Linked DNA regions of Homo sapiens: region 2 is linked to region 1. A link is an interaction called in ENCODE POLR2A ChIA-PET data of the cell type or tissue named here. Cell type or tissue: K562. All regions are shown on one strand.

The links. Peaks named below come from ENCODE experiments on the same cell type or tissue, not always from the same donor. Only the 100,000 strongest peaks of a DNase experiment are listed, where the experiment ranks them.
Region 2: POLR2A ChIA-PET joins it to region 1 with 6 read pairs; 2 of 35 experiments call an interaction of 5 or more read pairs at or near these places.

What each region holds. Positions count from the first base shown.
Region 1 is chr1:16,087,040-16,092,039 of GRCh38, reverse strand. No RefSeq gene overlaps it. Among named protein-coding and RNA genes, the nearest start is that of FAM131C, 16 kb to the right of the region's middle. In K562, no CTCF peak of the experiment used is centred here; a DNase peak (open chromatin) is centred at 2,834.
Region 2 is chr1:15,890,411-15,895,410 of GRCh38, reverse strand. The region is part of intron 3 of SPEN (spen family transcriptional repressor); the gene reads right to left. Among named protein-coding and RNA genes, the nearest start is that of SPEN-AS1, 45 kb to the right of the region's middle. RefSeq lists enhancers at 1,980-2,039, 1,969-2,113 and a cis regulatory region at 2,036-2,046. In K562, no CTCF peak of the experiment used is centred here; a DNase peak (open chromatin) is centred at 2,040.

The DNA of each region.
Region 1 (5,000 bases):
TGCCGGGAGCAAACAAGGCAGAGAAGGTCCCAGCCTTCATGGAATTGGTGGTCTTGCCTCAGTTTCTCCATCTTTAAAGTGAGGGTGGCAGTATCTGTCTTCCAGGCAACATCTGTCAAATGCAGGGCATCGGGGCCAAGTGCTCAGTGGAGGTCTGTTTTCGTCCTCCTTCTGGAAACCTGGAACTGCACGCCTTCTTCCAAGGGACACAGCTCTCAGCTGGTGGGTAGAGAGAGCCAAGCTCCCTCCGCTTAAGGCACGACCTAGTTCCCAGACGGCCCTTGCTCTGTTGTGCTGGCGAGGGCCCTGGGAGGGAATGGCAAAGCCATCTGGGGTGGGTGGGTGAGACAGGGGCCTTGGCATTCCAAAGAGCTGGGCACCTCCCGGACAGTGAGGGGCGCAGGTCTGGAGGACAAAGATCCGTTGTGGGCCCCCATCAGAGTCCCCCACACACACCCAGTACAGGCACCAGGCACCGATGTGGGATGGAAACTCCTCCAACAAGTTGGGACACCCTCTTTCTCTGGGTAGGCGGGGCTCACGGGGCAGGGACTGGGGATAGAGCAGAGGAGGTGGCTGCCAACCTCCCACTGGGCAGTTGTTTACACCCAAGTGATGAGCTGGCTCTTGGCTTCATCACCTGCTCACCTGGCCAGGTGTGCCAGGAGAGGCTGGCTGTTCCTGCCTGGCCCAGTTGGCATTCAAGGTTCTGGCTCCGCTGGGACAGGGCACGAGACTGAAGGGGTGACCAGAAGAGGACGACTGCAGGTCTTTGCTTAGAACCCGATGTCTGATTTCCTCTCTGCCTGATTTCCCTCACGTGCCCACAGCAGCCCTGGAGTGTGAGGAGCTGCAGTTCCTTTTGCAGGGGAGGCTGGCAGAGATTTAGGGCACCCCTGGCCCAGAAAGGATGATGCCCTGCAAGAGGGGTTGGTGACCCCTCTTTTCCACATCACTGAAGCGTTGGGGGTCTTGATAGAGGTGGCTGCCATCTGCCAGCCCAGCAGGCAGGTGGAGAGGAAGCAGTCTGTACCCAAAGTAGGAAGGACTCAGGTTAGACCCAAGAGAGTCATTGCAGCCCACGGAGGAGTTCTGGAGTCAGAAAGGGATGCTTCCTTGCAGGACCTGCCTTTGGTGGGGTTGGGAGGTGGAAGAGAGGCCAGGACAGATGGAGGAAGGGGGTAGGTCCCCTCTCCCTCTTGCCAAGTGAAGAGCATGTGGAGCCTGCACCCACCTACCCACACCCATTTCCCTCCACATTGCCAGCCAAGGGAACCCAGGCCTAGGAGTTGCACAGTTAGAATTGTAGGGAGATCATGAGCCAGTTCCTTTAACTTCTCTGAGCCTCAGTTTTCCTCTTCTGTATGATGGGCAGCATGTATTTGACTCTCAGGGCCTGGGTGAGACCAAACTGTGTACCAGGCACTTCGTATGCGCCATGCACAGTGTACCAGGTACATCATATGTGCCACTCACAGTGTACCAGGCACATCATATGTGCCACACACCCTTGTACACAGTGCCCTTGGCTTCTTCTTCTGAGGCAGGCACCATTATAGGCCCATTTTACAGATAAGGAGATTGGGGTAGGGCACTGGGTAGGGCAGGAGATGTCCATCCTATGGGTCCCTTTCCTCTCCCAGAGAGCAGGCAAGTGAGGCAGGGTCTTGGATTGTGGCATGCAGGAGAGGCTGACGGCTCAGCTTGGGCTTGCACTGGCTCTGGCTCAGGGGGTTCTTGTAATCTAGGCAGGGTGTTCTCTCCTGGTCACCTTCCAGAGTTTCATTTCTTGAAGCAATGCGTCACAGCTGCAGAGTTGGTCTCCCCTAATAAGGATGTGAGAGCACTGGCAAGCAGGTCCCCGTTCCTGCTTCCTTGCATCTGTTTCTGGGTTCTGGGCATCTGTGGCCCAGGGTGTTTTGTGCTATGGTGTCCAGAGAGAGAGACAGGAGGCTTTCTTTGTTCTGCCTCAGTTCCAACCTTACTTTTGTTATGTTCAAAAGACAAGAGGGATGGACTTCACACACCATCAGGTACACAGTGGGCCATGCCATCAGGAAGAGGACCGGCTGCCTGACCCCAGTGCCTGCACCTCCAACCTCCCTCCCTCCCTCCCTCCTCCCTTCCTTCCTTCCTTCCTTACTTACTTACTTACTTACTTCCTTCCTTCCTTCCTCCTTCCTTTCTTTCTTTCCTTCTTTCCTTCTTTCTTTCTTTGACAGAGTCTTGCTTTGTTACCCAGGCTGGAGTGCAGTGGTGCGATCTTGGCTCACCGCAACCTCTGCCTCCTGGGTTCAAGAGATTCTTGTGCCTCAGCTTCCCAACGTGCTGGGAGCCACCACCCCCTCCCCCTCCCTTCCCCTCCCCTTCCCTTTCTTTTTTATTTTTTGAGACAGAGTCTTGCTTTGTCACCCAGGCTGGAGTGCAGTGGTGCGATCTCGGCTTACTGCAGCCTCCACCTCCTGGGTTCAAGCGAGTCTTGTGCCTTGGCCTCCCAAAGTGCTGGGATGACAGGTGTGAGCCACTGTGTCCGGCCTCCAATTTCTTTCTTTTTCTTTCCCCTGCCATCTTTCACAGGCATCCATTAAACCTTATTCTGTCACCCCTCTTCTATCATTTCACTGAGGTCCAAGCTGTGGCCTCCTCCTTTCACCTGGACTCTACCCACCTCCCTCTAGCCTCCAGCCTGGCCCCTTCCTGCACTCTCATCTGATCACCTCCTGCCCCAGTGCTGAATCCTTCAACAGCTCCCCTTTGCTTCCTGATGCAGTCCTGACTAGTGGCTCTGGCATTCAGTGCCTGCCCTGCGGAAACTGGCCAAGCGGTGAAGTACGTGGGCCTGCGGGGCCTTCCCCTGATAGCCAGTGTCCAGGCGCTGAGTCAGCCCTGTGTGTGGAGGTGAGGGAGGCAACGGTTGCACGAGTCGCTGAGGGGAACTGAGGCCCCGAGAGGGGCCTCAAGTCCCATGCTCCAAGTCCTATGGTGGGGAAGCTCAGCAGAGGCCCTGCCCCTTTCCCCTGGGTCTTGCCCCTGCAGGCACTGGGCCCCTGGGAGCCAAGTGGCCCATGGGTAAGGCTGAACCCTCCTCCTGCCCTGTTGGCTTCTCGAATCCTCATAAATCAGAGGTGAAGAGTGGGTGGCATTCTGTGCAAATCACCCTCAGTGCTGTGTGTGCCCATTGGCCCCGCTGCCCACCTGCCCACCTGCTGCTCCCCGGGGCCATGCGTATCAGGGAAGTAACGAGCCCAGCTACCCCTCACAGGCAGGTTCGGGGCACAGGTCCCCAAGGACTCCTCCCAACTCTGTCCCAGGGGAAGCCCACAGCTCGGCCCACTTCCCCCTCTCTGGGCAGTGAGGTCTCCACCCTGGTGCCCACCCTCCTGGCCCTGCCCAGGCGGCCTCCAGCAGGTTGTTTTCCCGGCTGGGCCTGGCTCAGCCTCCAGGGCCTGCCGGTCACGTAGCCAAACTCGTTCCTCTTCTCCTACTGCCCAGGCTGCTGAGCACAGCGGTTTCCTGCTGGGGAGAGCACAATGGAGCCCACCCCAAGGGAGCCACCCAGGGGAGGCGCCACCCCAGCGGGCTGTGAGCGCTGTGTGACCCAGGACTGGGCCCACGCCCTCTCTGAGCCTTGGTTTCCCTACAGAGAAGTGAGGAGGTGAGGCGAGGTCATGGGAGGCCACTCTCCAGTAGTAACAGCCATCTTTCCCTGAGCACCAAACCTACGCCAGGCCCACAATCCCCATGTCCTCACCGCCAGCCTGCGGGGCTGGGACAGAGTGAGGTTTATTCATTTGGTCACAGCCGAACCTCCTTTTTCTGTCCAACATCTCAGAGCTTCTTCCTGTCTCCTGTTTAGGAATCTGCTCTCCCTGTCCCCACCCCTGCCCTACCTCCCCCTCTTCCTCCCAGGAGGTGCCCAGCCCGGGCTGGGGTGGGGAAATGGGAGGAAGTGTTAGAAAGTACAAATTAGATCAGGGGGCACCTGGACCAAGGTGGTCCTGGTCTGCCCGCCCCAGCTGGCTGGCAGGAAGGAGAAGGTTTGGGAGCTGCGGGGAGAGAGACTGTGTGGGGAGGCACAGGGAGGAGGGAGAGGGACTGGGGAGGTTCAGAGGCTGAGAGTCAGTGGCCCTGCAGGGTTCTGTTCCTGCCTCCTCACCCTCCTGCTTCCGCCCTCAGCCCCAACAACCTCTTACTTCTCTTCCATCTAAAGCCTGGGACCCAGGGCCTCTCAATGGTGAGGAGGAGGGCTACCCTCCCCACAGTGACACCGCCCCAGGACATATCAACGAGCGGCCCTAGGCAGAGAGGACTCCCCAAGTTCTCACGACCTCATTGTGCCTCCCCAATTTAAAGCCATGTTGATGGGCTCCATTCCCAAGTCCTGGGTCAAGCTGAATTAACCCCAAGTTGGAGCACTGGAAAACTGTTATTTGCAAATATTATTGTTACCATTTAGAAATACGTGCACAACCTCTTTTGTCTTTAGAGAAAACTATCCACCTATAAAAAACTACCTTGACAAAAACAATTCTGGTTTGACTGATCATTTTGTTTCTTTTTTTTTTTTCTTTTGAGATGGAGTCTCATTCTTGTTGCCCAGGCTGGAGTGCAGTGGCACGATCTCAGCTCACTGCAGCCTCTACCTCCCAGGTTCAAGTGATTCTTCTGCCTCAGCCTCCTGAGTAGCTGTGATTACTGGCACCGGACACCAGGCCTGGCTAGTTTTTTTTTTTTTTTTTGTATTTTTTGTAGAGACAGGGTTTCACTACGTTGGCCAGGCTGGTCTCAAACTCCTGGCCTCAGGTGACCCACCCACCTCGGTCTCCCAAAGTGCTGGGATTACAGGTGTGAGCCACTGTACCTGGACCATTTTGTTTCTTTTTTTTTTTTTTTTTGAGACTGAGTTTTGCTCTTTTTGCCCAGGCTGGAGTGCAGTGGCGCGATCTTGGCTCACTACAACCTCCGCCTCCCGGGTTCAAGCGATTCTCCCTGCCTCAGCC
Region 2 (5,000 bases), 200 kb after region 1:
GTTCCACATATATGGGTACCTAGAGCTGTCAAGAATTCATGAGGACAGAAAGCAGAACAGTAGTCAGCAGAGGCTAAGAGAGGGAGGAATGGGAGTTATTGTTTAATGATAATGGATAGTGGTGATGGTCACACAATATTAATGTACTTAATGGCACAGAACTATACACTTAAAAATGGTTAAAATGAGGCCAGGAATGGGTGGTTCACACCTGTAATCCCAGCACTTTGGGAGGCCGAGGCGGGCGGATCACCTGAGGTCGGGAGCTCGAGATCAGCCTGACCAACATGGAGAAACCCTGTCTCTACTAAAAATACAAAATTAGCCAGGCGTGGTGGCACATACCTATATTCCCAGCTACTCAGGAGGCTGAGACAGGAGAATTGCTTGAACCCGGGAGGCAGAGTTTGCGGTGAGCCAAGATCGCGCCACTGCACTCCAGCCTGGGCAACAAGAGCGAAACTCTGTCTCAATAAAAATAAAAATAAAAAGGTAAATATTATGCTGTGTATATTTTACTACAATTTAAAAAAACTTTTTTGAAGACTTATAAGCTTTGGCATTAAAAATACAATATGGGCCGGGCGCGGTGGCTCACGCTTGTAATCCAGCATTTGGGAGGCCAAGGCAGGCAGATCAGGAGGTCAGATCGAGCCCAACCTGGCCAACATGGTGAAACCCCGTCTCTACTAAAAATACAAAAATTAGCTGGTGTGGTGGCGCGTGTCTGTAATCCCAGCTATTCTGGAGGCTGAGGCACGAGAATCATTTGAACCCAGGAGGCGGAGGTTGCAGTGAGCCAGGGTCACATCACTGCACTCCAGCCTGGCGAAAGAGCGAGACTCCGTCTCAAAAAAAAAAAAAAAAAAAAAAACAACCATAATATGGTAGTTTTAGGATCTACTGTCCTAATAACAGTAGCAAAAATGGAAAGAGGCTACGTTTTTGTTAATCTATTATTAAGAATCATGTGACTTCTTTTTGGGTGGGCTTTACTGGACCCTTCACACTCAGAAAACCTTGTACTCAAGTAACTCAAAGCAAAAAGCATCAAACATGCATGCTCCCTGAAAGCAGTAAGCAGATGTAACATGTCTGCCTAAGAACAAGAAATCCTTCCAACGTGGCAGCAGTCTTTATTTAAGAGACAAAAAAGATGAGAAAATTTAAACTGTCAAATACAATGGGATTTTCTCATTCCCTTAGTCACACGGTATATAGAATCTGATATTTCTTGTATGAAAAAACTAAAATGTTTCAGAAGGCACAGGCCAAGAAAGCACACAGATCAAGTGAGTGTGTGTGTGTTTTAATTCCAAGTGGTCACATACAACTGATGTAGCCTTACCAAACCCATAAGCAAATTTGAAGTTTGAGGTTTTTGCCTTTTCTGTCGCCCAGGCTGGAGTGCAGTAGTGCAATCTTGGCTCATTGCAACCTCCATTTCCTGGGTTCAAGTGATTCTTAAGCTTCAGCCACAAGTAGCTAGGATTACAGGCACACGCCACCACACCCGGCTAATTTTTGTATTTTTAGTAGAGACAGGGTTTTGCCATGTTGACCAAGGCTGATCTCAAACTCCTGGCCTCAAGTGATCCTCAAGCCTTAGCCTCCCCCAAAGTGCTGGGATTACGGCGGGAGCCACTGCAATTGGCTTGCTTTTTTTTGTTTTTTTTTAAGAGACAGGGTCTCGCTCTGTTGCCCAGGCTTGAGTGTACTGGCCTTTTTTCAATTTAACTTTGATACTAATGACATCTCCTCTCTATCCAGAATGAAAAAGAAGTTTGCTCTTTCCTGCTTCTGAACTCTCCATTAGGGCAGTTGCAGGGACAAGGAGTTAGAAAGGCACCTAACTCCCTACCAGAAAGCCTAAGCCATCCGCTATTTGGTATACTTTTTTGTTTATTTATAAATGACTACGAATTACTCAGTAAGAAACCTCAGGCTAAAATTCTTCTGCTTAAATATAATTACTTCTCTGCAGTTTCTTCCAGTGACAGATACAAAGCTACAGTCCAAGATGGCTCCACACACCATGACACAGCATATTCAGGAAGCTAATCTGCCCCTCCCTACCACCATCGAAAATAACATATAAAGAATCACAGAACTCCTCCAGTTTGGGTTATACAAATGATGCCTAGAAGCAACACAGATGTGTATTATTTCTGTCTTCTAATTCCAACAACTGAATTCCAGTCTATTAGCACCAGTATGTAAACAGACATATTTTAAACCTCTATCAAAAGTACTAGCCATCACTTAAAAATGATCATCAGATGAAAGTGTTTTTGTTGTTGTTGTTGTTGTTTGAGACAGAGTTTCACTCTTGTTGCCCAGGCTGGAGTGCAATGGCGCAATCTCAGCTCACTGCAACCTCCACCTCCTGGGTTCAAACGATTCTCCTGCCTCAGCCTCCTGATTAGCTGGGATTACAGGTGCATGCCACCACGCCCAGCTAATTTTGTATTTTTAATAGAGATGGGGTTTTGCCATGCTGACCAGCCTGGTCTTGAACTCCTGACCTCAGGTGATCTGCCTGCCTCAGCCTCCTAAAGTGCTGGGATTACAGACGTGAGCCACCGTGCCCCGCCCAAAGTTGTTTTTTAAATTTTAAAAATAAATTTACTCTGGTTATTTGATTTTCTCCTTGGGAAATTAATTTATTTAGGGGCTTTGATATTAACATATTTCTAAGCCTGGAACCTGGACTTTGAAATAAATATTTCGGTTGAGCCATTCCCTCAGCCACCCTGGAAACAGGCATTTTAGCCTGACCAACACTTGAAGTGTTGAAGATGGAATCTGGAAGTAGTTCAGTTTATATTTTAGGCATAACAGTCCCAAGAGGCTTTTCTATTAACCCATCATTTCCAAGAGAATAGAAGGGTTTAGGGAATTTAAAAAAAGAAAAATAACAAACTCTATTTGTCTTTAAACAAAATGAAAAGCACTAAATTGATACACAAATTATTTTGTGACATTACAGCTTAATAGAGCTTGCTTCTAGAAGAGCACTGTCCAGTAGAAATATAAGCCACAAAATTTTAATTTTCAAATAGTCATATTTTAAAAAGTAAAACGAAGAGCTGGGAGCAGTGGCTCACGCCTGTAATCCCAGCACTCTGAGAGGCAGAGGTGGGCGGATCACGAGGTCAGGAGATCGAGACCACCCTGGCTAACAAGGTGAAACCCCATCTCTACTAAAAATACAAAAAGAAAATTAGCCAGGCATGGTGGAAGGTGCCTATAGTCCCAGCTACTCGGGAGGCTGAGGCAGGAGAATGACGTGAACCGGGGAGGCGGAGCTTACAGTGAGCCAAGATTACGCCACTGCACTCCAGCCTGGGCGACAGAGCGAGACTCCATCTCCAAAAAAAAAAAAAAAAAAAAAAAAAGTAAAAAGAAACAGATGTAATTAATGTAGTAATATGCTTTATTTAACCTAATATATTCAAAATATCATTTGAACATGTAGCCAACATAAATAAGTTTTTTTTTTTTAAAAAAACCAGGTCTCCAGAACTTGATGTGTATATTTTTAAACAGTTCTACTGAGATATATGTGAATTTATTAACATGACACCATGACATTAGTTTTTCTTAATGGTTTTTATATTAGCCCAGGTACAGCGGCTCATGCATGTAATCCCAGTGCTTTGGGAGTCCAAGGCAGGAGGATCACTTGAGGTCATGAGACCTAGACCAGCCTGGGCAACATAGCGAGACCCTATCGCTTAAAAACAAAAAACAAAAAACAAGGCCGGGCGCGGTGGCTCAAGCCTGTAATCCCAGCACTTTGGGAGGCTGAGGTGGGCAGATCACGAGGTCAGGAGATCAAGACCATCCTGGCTAACATGGTGAAACCCCATCTCTACCAAAAATACAAAAATTAGCCGGGCGTGGTGGCGGGTGCCTGTAGTCCCAGCTACTCGGGAGGCTGAGGCAGGAGAATGGCGTGAACCCAGGAGGCGGACCTTGCACTGAGCCGAGATGGTGCCATTACACTCCAGCCTGGGCGACAGAGCCAGACTCCATCTCAAAAAAAAAAAAAAAAATTTAGCTAAGTGTGGTGGCATGTCTATAGTCTCGGCTACTTAGGAGGCTGAGGTGAGGGGATCCCTTGAGCCCAGGAGTTCAAGGTTGCAGTGAGCCATGATTGCACCACCACTCCAGCCAGGGTGACAGAGCAAGACTGCCTCTAAAAAAAAATTTTTTTCATAGCAATTATTTCCAAATGTGCTAAACCTCTAAGTGTTAGCTCCTGTAAACGGAATTTCTTTGTTAAAACCCACACACATATATTTCTGGGCTACGCTTAAGCATTACAAAGGCCTACCATTTTCTCCTGAAGGATGATATGCTGGTTTATTAGGGAGGTTTTTGTTTCTAGCTAGGATATCCAGTACTGCAGCCACTAGTCACATGTGGCTATTGAGCACTTGAAATGTGGCTATTCAGTGCACCAGTACTGATCAATGCTATAACACGGATGAACTGCAAAAACATATTAAGTGAAAGAAACCAGTCACAAAAGACCGCAATATGGTATGATTTTCCTTCTATTAAATGGCCAGAATAGGCTATAGAGATAGATTAGCAGTTGCCTTGGGCTGGGGGAGAAAAAGAATGGAGAGCAACTGCTAACGGGTATGAGGTTTCTTTTCGGGGTCATGAAAATGCACTAGTTTCATTATGGTGATGGTTGCAAAATGCTGTAAATGTATTAAAAAGCATTAACTGTCCACTTAAATGGGTGAATTTTACAGTGGAAGTTGCAGTGAGCAGAGATTGCACTCCAGCCTGGGAAGCAGAGCAAGACCCAGTCTTAAAAAAAAAAAAAAAAAAAAAACCTGAGTCAAAATCTAAAAATATCAACCAGGCCGGGCACGGTGGCTCATGCCTATAATCCCAGCACTTTGGGAGGTCGGGGTGGGCGGATCATAAGGTCAAGAGTTCGAGACCAGCCTGGCCAACATGGTGAAACTCAGTCTCTACTA